2 separate regions of the Homo sapiens genome follow, and region 1 is linked to region 2. The links are chromatin loops, found by intact Hi-C in ENCODE. Cell type or tissue: Calu3. All regions are shown on one strand. Links, peaks and the distances in the headings refer to the core of each region. The heading gives the core; the rest is flanking DNA. Region 1 has its middle 150 kb from the start of MON1B. Region 2 overlaps LOC105371348 (a long non-coding RNA gene).

Evidence for each region. Peaks named below come from ENCODE experiments on the same cell type or tissue, not always from the same donor. Only the 100,000 strongest peaks of a DNase experiment are listed, where the experiment ranks them.
Region 1: a loop joins it to region 2, with 10 times the contacts of the local background. A loop is called at or near these places in 6 of 110 quality-filtered maps.

The regions. Positions count from the first base shown.
Region 1 is chr16:77,041,048-77,045,451 of GRCh38, reverse strand. No RefSeq gene overlaps it. Among named protein-coding and RNA genes, the nearest start is that of MON1B, 150 kb to the left of the region's middle. In Calu3, for the core only: a CTCF peak has its summit at 2,183; a DNase peak (open chromatin) is centred at 2,131.
Region 2 is chr16:75,787,391-75,791,794 of GRCh38, reverse strand. The region is part of intron 2 of LOC105371348 (a long non-coding RNA gene); the gene reads right to left. Among named protein-coding and RNA genes, the nearest start is that of CPHXL, 63 kb to the right of the region's middle. In Calu3, for the core only: a CTCF peak has its summit at 2,412 (motif pointing left); a DNase peak (open chromatin) is centred at 2,444.

The DNA.
Region 1 (4,404 bases), core at 118-4,117, 1.3 Mb before region 2:
TCACCTGCCTGTCCAGTCTGACCTCTCACTATTCCACATCCTTATCCCTAAGTTTTCAGTAATATTAGACTATTTGTGGCTCAACATCAGCACTTGAACAACCCTGTGATGCTGTGAAGTGCGCAGCCTAAGCACCTCACTTTCCTGGCCTGAGTCCTGGCCCTGCGCGATGGCAGCCAAACCTCTGTTCAAAAGGATTGATGCTGCTCCAGCACTCTGCAAAGCTCTGATAGAGGGCATCGATTAGACTTCATGAAGGCACAGAGAGGCAAAAGGTCTCAAAAGAGGGGTCTGAAGAAATAAATATACAATTACTATTATTATTTTTTAAAAGAAAATAAATTAAGTGGTTAGTTGCAGAAAAGTATGTCACAATTTCCACAGAAGCTAGCTGGGAGTTCAGGGAAAAGGGAGAACAACAGTCCTACAACACACTCTTATAAAACAGTGGATTAGAGTAAAGCTGAGAAAATGGCTTTTAGGTAAGGGAAGCAGCATGAACTAAGGCAGAGAGAAAGATGAGTATAACTTATGGTAGGAACAGAGAAGCTATGCAGATAGATACAAACATAGATAGATAGGTATATAGATGATAGATGGATAATTTGCATCACTCAAGACCGACTAAATTACGCTGCAGAGCAGGAAATATACCTAAATCTTGGAGGCATAATATTATCAAGATTCATTTGAAGCCAGATCCTATCCCCCAAGAACATTTCTTCTAAGTCAAGAAGAGAAGAGAAAACTCAGCACAAAAAGGGCAGCATGGGTGGGGTGTATACCCAGGACTTCTGGCCAAGTCAGTGTGCTTGGCAGAGGGTGCTATTGGAGAAGCAGCAGTGTGGTCCGGGACACCTGCAGCATCTTTGGAAAGAAGATACTGCACCATTTGAGTCTTATATGATAACTCAGATTTTAAAATTATAATGTGTTGTGCATTATGTTTCTGTTGGACAGTGCTGCTCTAGCATTTATCAGAATAAGTGGTAATGTTTAATTAAATGTCTCCCTCACCCACTAGACTTTAAGCTCCTTGAGGGCAGAAACTGTAGTCTCTTCATCTTTAAATAGAACTTGACATATAGTAAACACTCAATAAATACTGGAAAAAAGAAAAGATCCAAATTTAAAATTTTATAATCTAAAATGATAAGTTATGCATTTATCATTTAAAATTATAAATCACACATTTAAAGTTGCTGATAGCAACATTAATACAGTAAAAAAGAAATGAATTTAGTAATACTTGTACTTAATTTGTATATAAAAATTATCATTTAAATATGTAATCAATATAAAAATAAGAATGAGCTATTTCACAAAATTTATCATATACCAAACCTTCAAAATCAGGTGTCTATTTCATAATTATGGCACATCTTAATTTGAACACTAAATCTTCCTTAGAAATACATGAGCTGTATTAAGATTTCATAAAATTTGCCGTTGAAAAGTAGATTTGCAAACTCATGCTGTTCCAATTACATTTAAAATATTTCCAATAACTTAAATGAGCACTGATTTTTGAATTTAAATAAAAATAAAAAATGTGTTTTCTCAGACACACTAGCTCCACTGAATGGCTTAACACCCACATGTGGCTAGTAGATAACATTAGGGACAGCACAGTTCTAGAGAAGATTTATAAAGTGCTGTGGTGGAGAATGCAATGGAAGATTAACTCGGTTAATAGAAAAAGCTTCACTCTCAGACTCTTTTCACTCCCATTTATAATGGATTTTAAGTTCCTTGGGGCCAGGGACTGTGTCTTCTTTTCTGCAACATCTATAATGTCTGAAATCTATGACTTATCATTTTGACCATAACTATACACCCAGCTATCATTATATGCATATATAATATGTTTTAAATCAAAATTCAAGTAAGATCAACCCACTGAATTTGGCTATGTCTTTAAGGATGTATTAATCAATAGGTTTCCGTATTTATTATTTTTCTGTAATTTATTTGTTGAGGAGTCAAGATTGTTGGTCTTGTGGAATATTCCACATTCTGAGTATTGAGGATTGCAATATCATGGTTTTAGTTGGCATGTCCCGCTCTCCTTGGTGTGTTATATAAACTGTGGTTACATCTAAAGGCTTGATGAGATTTAGGGCCAATGTTTTGGCAAGAGCATCCTATAGGTGGCATCATGGCACCTTCTATTGTAACACATCAAGGGACAATTAATGTCTGGCTTCCTCTTTCATGATATTTAATGAGTAAATTCTAGTGATGTCAGCTTGATCCATCCATTATAAACTTCTCCATTTTTTATGTAACATATTAGTTATCACTGAACAGTCCCTAGAACCAATAGTTTTATCAAGTGGAAAAACAATAATTGTTCATTATAACTTCTGTCTTAACAACTGGAATCACATATATATTTATTTATCTAATCAGCGGTTCGATTACATTGAGGAAACCAAGTCAAGGCATAATAATTGTTATGTACTTCCCCTTGGCTTACTGCTTTTCAGAATAATAAGCTGATTCCTTAGCCTTCTCCAAAAGTAACAATTGGGTTTTTAAATTATAAATTTTTAGATTTAACATTTTGTGTATGTTTTCATGCATTGCAGGTTATTCTTTCTGATGCCAAAGTGTCCCATCTTTGTTAACACATGTGATTTCTCATGTAAAATGCTCCAGACTCACCTGAATCAGCTACTTATTCCAAATGTCTTGGTTCACTTTAGTGAGAAATGATATTTACATTAAAAAATCTGGGTGCTAGGGGCTCACTGTTCCTGGTCTGGGTAATTATTTCTAGGCTTTTTCAATGGATGTAGTTAGGAATATGTTTTTGTTTTTTCCAGAGGGGAAAAAATATGTTCATACTGATATTTTGAATTTAAATGTAGAATTATACATTTTAACTTCTTTGATTATGTATATATATTTACAATAAAGTATTAATATTATCCCTCGCTTCCTTTATTCAACTATGTGTATGTCTAGGTGTGCTTGTGTGTATATATCATAGTTTCAGATTAACCATATCAATATTATTACAACTCATATTACTCAAAACAATCTAAGATTTCTTAATTTTGCTTTTATCCTAAGGACTTATGCCACTAGTCAGATTGCTGTGTTTTAAATTCACTTGAAATAAATACTTTCTGGGTTGTCAAGCAATCACTTTGGTAGTTAGGTTTGTCTGTTTCACTTTGCTTTTGACTTGTAGGGATTAAGTTACTTGAAAGCAGTTTGATCCCTTCAGATTAGCTTTTATACTTTATTAACCAGGAACATAGCAGCATTTAATAAAAAGGTAATTTTATCCCACTACTAAGGTCAAACACAAAATTAATGTTCATGCAGTTCTGTTATGTCTTGCTAGATTTTCTTGTATACGTGTTATGCTATTTTTCATCCTATTAATATTTTCATTTCATTAACATTTTGATTCCTACCAGCAATGTTTCTTCAAATCTTGTCAACCAAGTGAGTGGTCAAACCCTCTCCCCCACCAACAGGTGATGGAAAGGTGATGATAGGTGATAAATAATATTACAAAGTATTTTTAATGTGCATTTATCTTATTTTTGAGTAAGACTGAGCATCTTTATTTTTAAGGGCCATTTGTATTAGTTTTCCAGTGAACTCTTCGTGCATGCCTCTTCTCCATTCTTATCTTACAATGTTCTCTATTTTTGGATGCTCTTCATATACTAGGTACATTGACCCTTTGGTCTAATATAAGTCACAAATATTTTCCCGGTTTTTCATTTGTCGTTTCATTTGCTCTGGCATTTTTACGTGATTTTTTAATGTCAGCACTTTTATTTTTCTTTCAGCAAATTGTTCCTAGATTTTGGGTCATATTTAAGAAAAGCTTTTTCTATTCCTAGCTTATAGAGGAATGCATCCATGCATTCTTCTACTATTTGTACGCTTTCATTTTATCTTTCTCTACACTACTAAGCAATGATCTCATACTATTTTTAGAAAAGAATTAATCTTTTTCTTTTAAATTTCTCTACTGCTTTGACATGAAGCCTTTATCATATACTAAGTTTCTATATTCATTAGCAACTCTGGCAATATCCTTTAGTTATTTTGCAATATCAAAATGAAACGAAAAACTTTTAAAAGGAAAATTAAAATAATCAATAAACATTAACCTAGTGATATTAGAGTTGATTACATTGATAAAGTCTGGTTTTTGTGCATGTCATATAATGAAAGAATTTCAGGAATATTAAAATGATAATCAGTTGAACAAACAATATTCAAATCCCATCTGTGAAACGATATTTATCACTACCATGATTATGAAGCAGTACAGCGCTATTGAATATGGCTTTGTTAAAAATCTCATTCCTTAAGTAGCATGATTATGCTAGAATACTATGAAAATATAATTCTTCAACCTGAAATAAACTTTTT
Region 2 (4,404 bases), core at 139-4,138:
CATAGGTCAAATGTTCCAGCGTACCTTTGTTCCTTATGTGTTGTTTTGGTTTTGCTCTTGGATTTTTCTCATATTGCATATTTGAGACCAACTTATTGTGTATTTGAGACCGACGCTAACAACAGCTAGATGGGCTCCACCTAAGGACAGCTGTCGCCTTCCTGTCCTGTCCTGTTCCCTCTTATCCATCTCAAAAATACAGTGTAGTTTCTCCTACCACCTTCCATCAAACTGTCTTCTGGCCTCTGCCCCACACTCTCTCTTCCGCTTTATTCCACTCACTGGTACTCCATTGTCGTAACTCAGGCGAGATGACAACATTTCCAGGCAGCTGTCTTCATCCTCTAAGCCTGGGTTGAGATTCCCAGTACAAGCCCTGTAGCATTTCCATACCTTCAGCGTAAGGGTTTCAGCTGGTCTGGCTGTTCCACCAGACCATGGGCTTCTAGAGGCCAAGGACAGGCTGCCTGAAGACTCCCAATAAACCTTGTTGAAGAAAAGGACTCACTAGTTTGTAGTATGCTCCCACCTGCAGTCAACTCAATCCACTGAATTCTCTTTTCCTTTTCCTTTTTTTTTTTTTAATTATTTTACTACACTGATATAAACCCGCTGGATTCTCTCTCTGCTCCTGTATTCAGTGAGTTGCAATATCACGCCACATGGCTTCTGGAAAACTCCACTGTACACTCATAGTAGAGTGAGAATCAAAAAGACAGGTAATATTTTGCTGTTATTATTAAAATAGTATTGACTTTGTAGAATCTCTGAAAGGATTGTGAGGCCCTGCAGGAGTCCCCACCCCACTTGGAGAACCACCGGTCTGGATGATTAGATGTCACACAGGTGCTTTTTCTCAGCCATTCACAAGGAGCACGTCATTTCCCGACTGTCCTCACGGAGCCACCGGGAAGGTCCATGTTAGTTCAGCCATCTTACCCTCTCTAACAATTAGGCAGTAGAATTAGTCATGAAATTGTCTCCTTGAGGTAATTCTAAACCAATATTACTTTTGAATGCAGAACTTTTTAAATAATAATTGTTGGCCGGGCGCGGTGGCTCACGCCTGTAATCCCAGCACTTTGGGAGGCCGAGGCGGGCGGATCACGAAGTCAGGAGATCGAGACCATCCTGGCTAACACGGTGAAACCCCGTCTCTACTAAAAATACAAAAAAATTAGCCGGGCGTGGTGGCAGGCGCCTGTAGTCCCAGCTACTCAGGAGGCTGAGGCAGGAGAATGGCGTGAACCCGGGAGGCGGAGCTTGCAGTGAGCCGAGATGGCGCCACCGCACTCCAGCCTGAGGCACAGAGCGAGACTCTGTCTCAAAAAATAATAATAATGATGATGTTTAATTTATTTGTTTTGCTAATTTACAAGTGTCTGAGATGAAATTTATTTTGTTCTTTTGAGCCCAACCTAATTATTTATCTAAGTCTAGCCGATCTTTGCTCCGATTCTTTACCGACGGGCAAGAACCTTGTATTTGGTCACTGTGTGCTCGCTGCTGCCCGCATCCTGTAGTCTCTCCCCGCCGCAGCCAGAGTCATCTAATGCGGGGTCTCCAAGGAGGTCTGTCTACCCCATATGCACAGGATGATCCACCGGTGAGGAGCAAAATTGTATATCTCCAACTGACATTATTTTATATTAATAAATATGAAAGAAATTCGATCTGCAATATCATCTTCAGAGATGGACCCTAGCAGTCTTACTCTATTTATATGTGAAATGGTCATGCAGCACATGGAGTGTGCCAGGCATTTTGAGGCCACGTCCCTGTTTTTACTTCCTGCCACTCTCGTCATCTTCTTATGATATGCTTAAGTCCCTGTCTCTTTCTCTGCTGCACTGTTAGGCATGAACTGCTATCTGCCCTTTTCTCAAGTAGAAAATTTCTACACATCTTTTAAACCCTGCTCAATGGTCACCTCCTCTGGGAAGCTTCTAGACAACCCCAGACAGTTGAAGAGCACACACAAGCCTGGGACTGTGCCTGTGGTCCACCTGTGTGTCTCCTCACAAGGACAGAAGCCCCCAGAGGCAGTAGACACATCTTATTCTTTTCTGGGCTGGTCTTACAAACCAGACACAAACGGATGTCGATGACTGCCCTCATAAATATATTTAAATCCCCTGTAGGTGAAAAGTTTCCCTAACGAGTGTATCATATCTACTACTGACCATAGTGAGGAACATACCATAAATCATTTCAATCTATAGCATGTATTATTTTAGGCAAAATAACTTTACTAATTTTACACTGAAGTAAAAATTCCACAATAACAGATATAGGAATAAAATGGAACTCAATAAAACAGACTGTTATACCCAAACCAAGACCAAATATATAATTCCGTGTATCTCTTAGAATAACCTAGAAATGCTTTGCAGGGTTCCTTTACTGAAAAGAATCTCAGCTGTATAACATTGCCACCTAGTGGTGGATTGCAAAACACAGTAACTCAAAATAATCCTAACCACCATTTCAAAGATGCGTAATAGGATCCTTAATGAAAGAAACCAAAATATTTCACCCCAAGATATACGGCTATTCATAGGGGGCTTGAAATATCATCATGGCTAAAAGGCTGTCTTTTGTCAGGAGATTTGCATCTGTAGAGAATCTGCCTTGAGGCAGGCGTGGTGGCTGACACCTGTAATCTCAACACTTTGGGAGGCTGAGGCAGGAGGATCACTTGAGCCCAGGAGTTTGAGATCAGCCTGGGAAACATAGGGAGACCCCCGTCTCTATTTATAAAAAATTTATTTTAGAAAAAAAGCCAGAGAATCTGCCTTGATGCAGCCAGGTTTCTCTGAGACTCTCCCTTGCCTGGATCGAGGAAAGATAAACTGAGAGTCTGACACCTTTAGAGGTCTGCAAGAAACATACCACCTAATCTTTCTGAGGGCCGATACCTGTGAGGTTTCATCTACATAACGAGACCACCTTTGCTAGCCAGGCCTCCTCTTTTCTCCCTCCCATAATCTGTCTTATTATTATAACCTATTTTACCACCTCTATTAGTCTGTTCTTGCATTGCATTACCTGAGACTGGGTAATTTAATAAGAAAAAAGGTTTAATTGGCTTCGTGGCTCTACAGGCTGTACAGGAAGCAGGGCTGGGGAGGCCTCAGGAAACTTACAATCATGGCAGAACGCGAAGGGGAAGCAGGCATGTCCTACATGGTGAGAGCAGGAGGAAGAGAGCGAAGCGGGAGGTGCTACACACTTTTAAACAATCAGATTTCATGAGAACTCACTCACTACCACGAGACTAGCAAGGGGAAAATCCACCCCCATGATCCAATCACCTCCTACCAGACCCCTCCTCCAACATCGGGGATTACAATTCCACGTGAGATTTGGGCAGGGACAGAAATCCAAACCATGTCACCACCATAACCAGTTTTGGGCCATGCTCTGAGGCCCCATTCTTTTTATAACCTCAAGGTGATATATAAGTTTCTGTAGCCCATTAGAGGGTTGCGATAATCACTCTGTAATTTTCCCCACCTGCACACTAATAAATTTGTAGGCCATTTCTACTATTATTCTGCCCTTTGTTATGATTTTTCAGTGACTCTTCAGAGGGTAAAGAGGAAGCTTTCCCTTGGCCCTTACATTAGGCTCTGGCCATGATGGTATAACGGAAACCAGAGTTCCTTTCCACCAGAAACAAACAAAAACCAGACAAAAGATATGACACCGTGGTTTGCCAGACACTGGACATCAGGCAGTAAATGATCATGTGAAACTGGAAACAAAGACGGTAAGCCCTACAGCTGTCCCCAGATTTCTGCCTTGAAAGAGATTCCAGGCCACAGTGCAAGGATAAGGAACCCAGGGGAAGCCTAGTGGACTCCCAGAGTGAAGAAGACAGAGCTGAGAGTCCAGGAAGGCCCAGGTGGCTGGAATAGAAGGGAAAGAGTACCAGAAAGCAGAGAATTGCAAAGAGAACAAATTTGGAGAGCTCCAGATGGTCTCCTTCTAATACTCAGATGAATATAATTAGTATATGTGTGAGTAAACCACTCAAGCCAGGAAAAGAACCACCTGAGACGATGGGCTGCAGTTCCTGGAGCTCACACAGGATGGAAAAGAGCACCTGCCCCTTCCAGCCAAAATGGAAACTTCCAGATTCATGAGACACTGAGTAGAGTACACAGAAAGTTCATGCATCAGTAGAAAGAAATAATTAACCCTAGACTGAGCACTTCTTTGATTCTGCCTTTAAAAAATCTTAAAAGCAAGAACTGAAACTATTTAAACTGTTTCCAAGTAACTCAGCTGCATCCCAGAACAGAGCCCATAAGTATTTATAAGAATATCAAAATATCTAATATCCAACAAAGACATTAGAACTCACAATGTTTGGCATCCAATCAAAAATCACCAAAATGT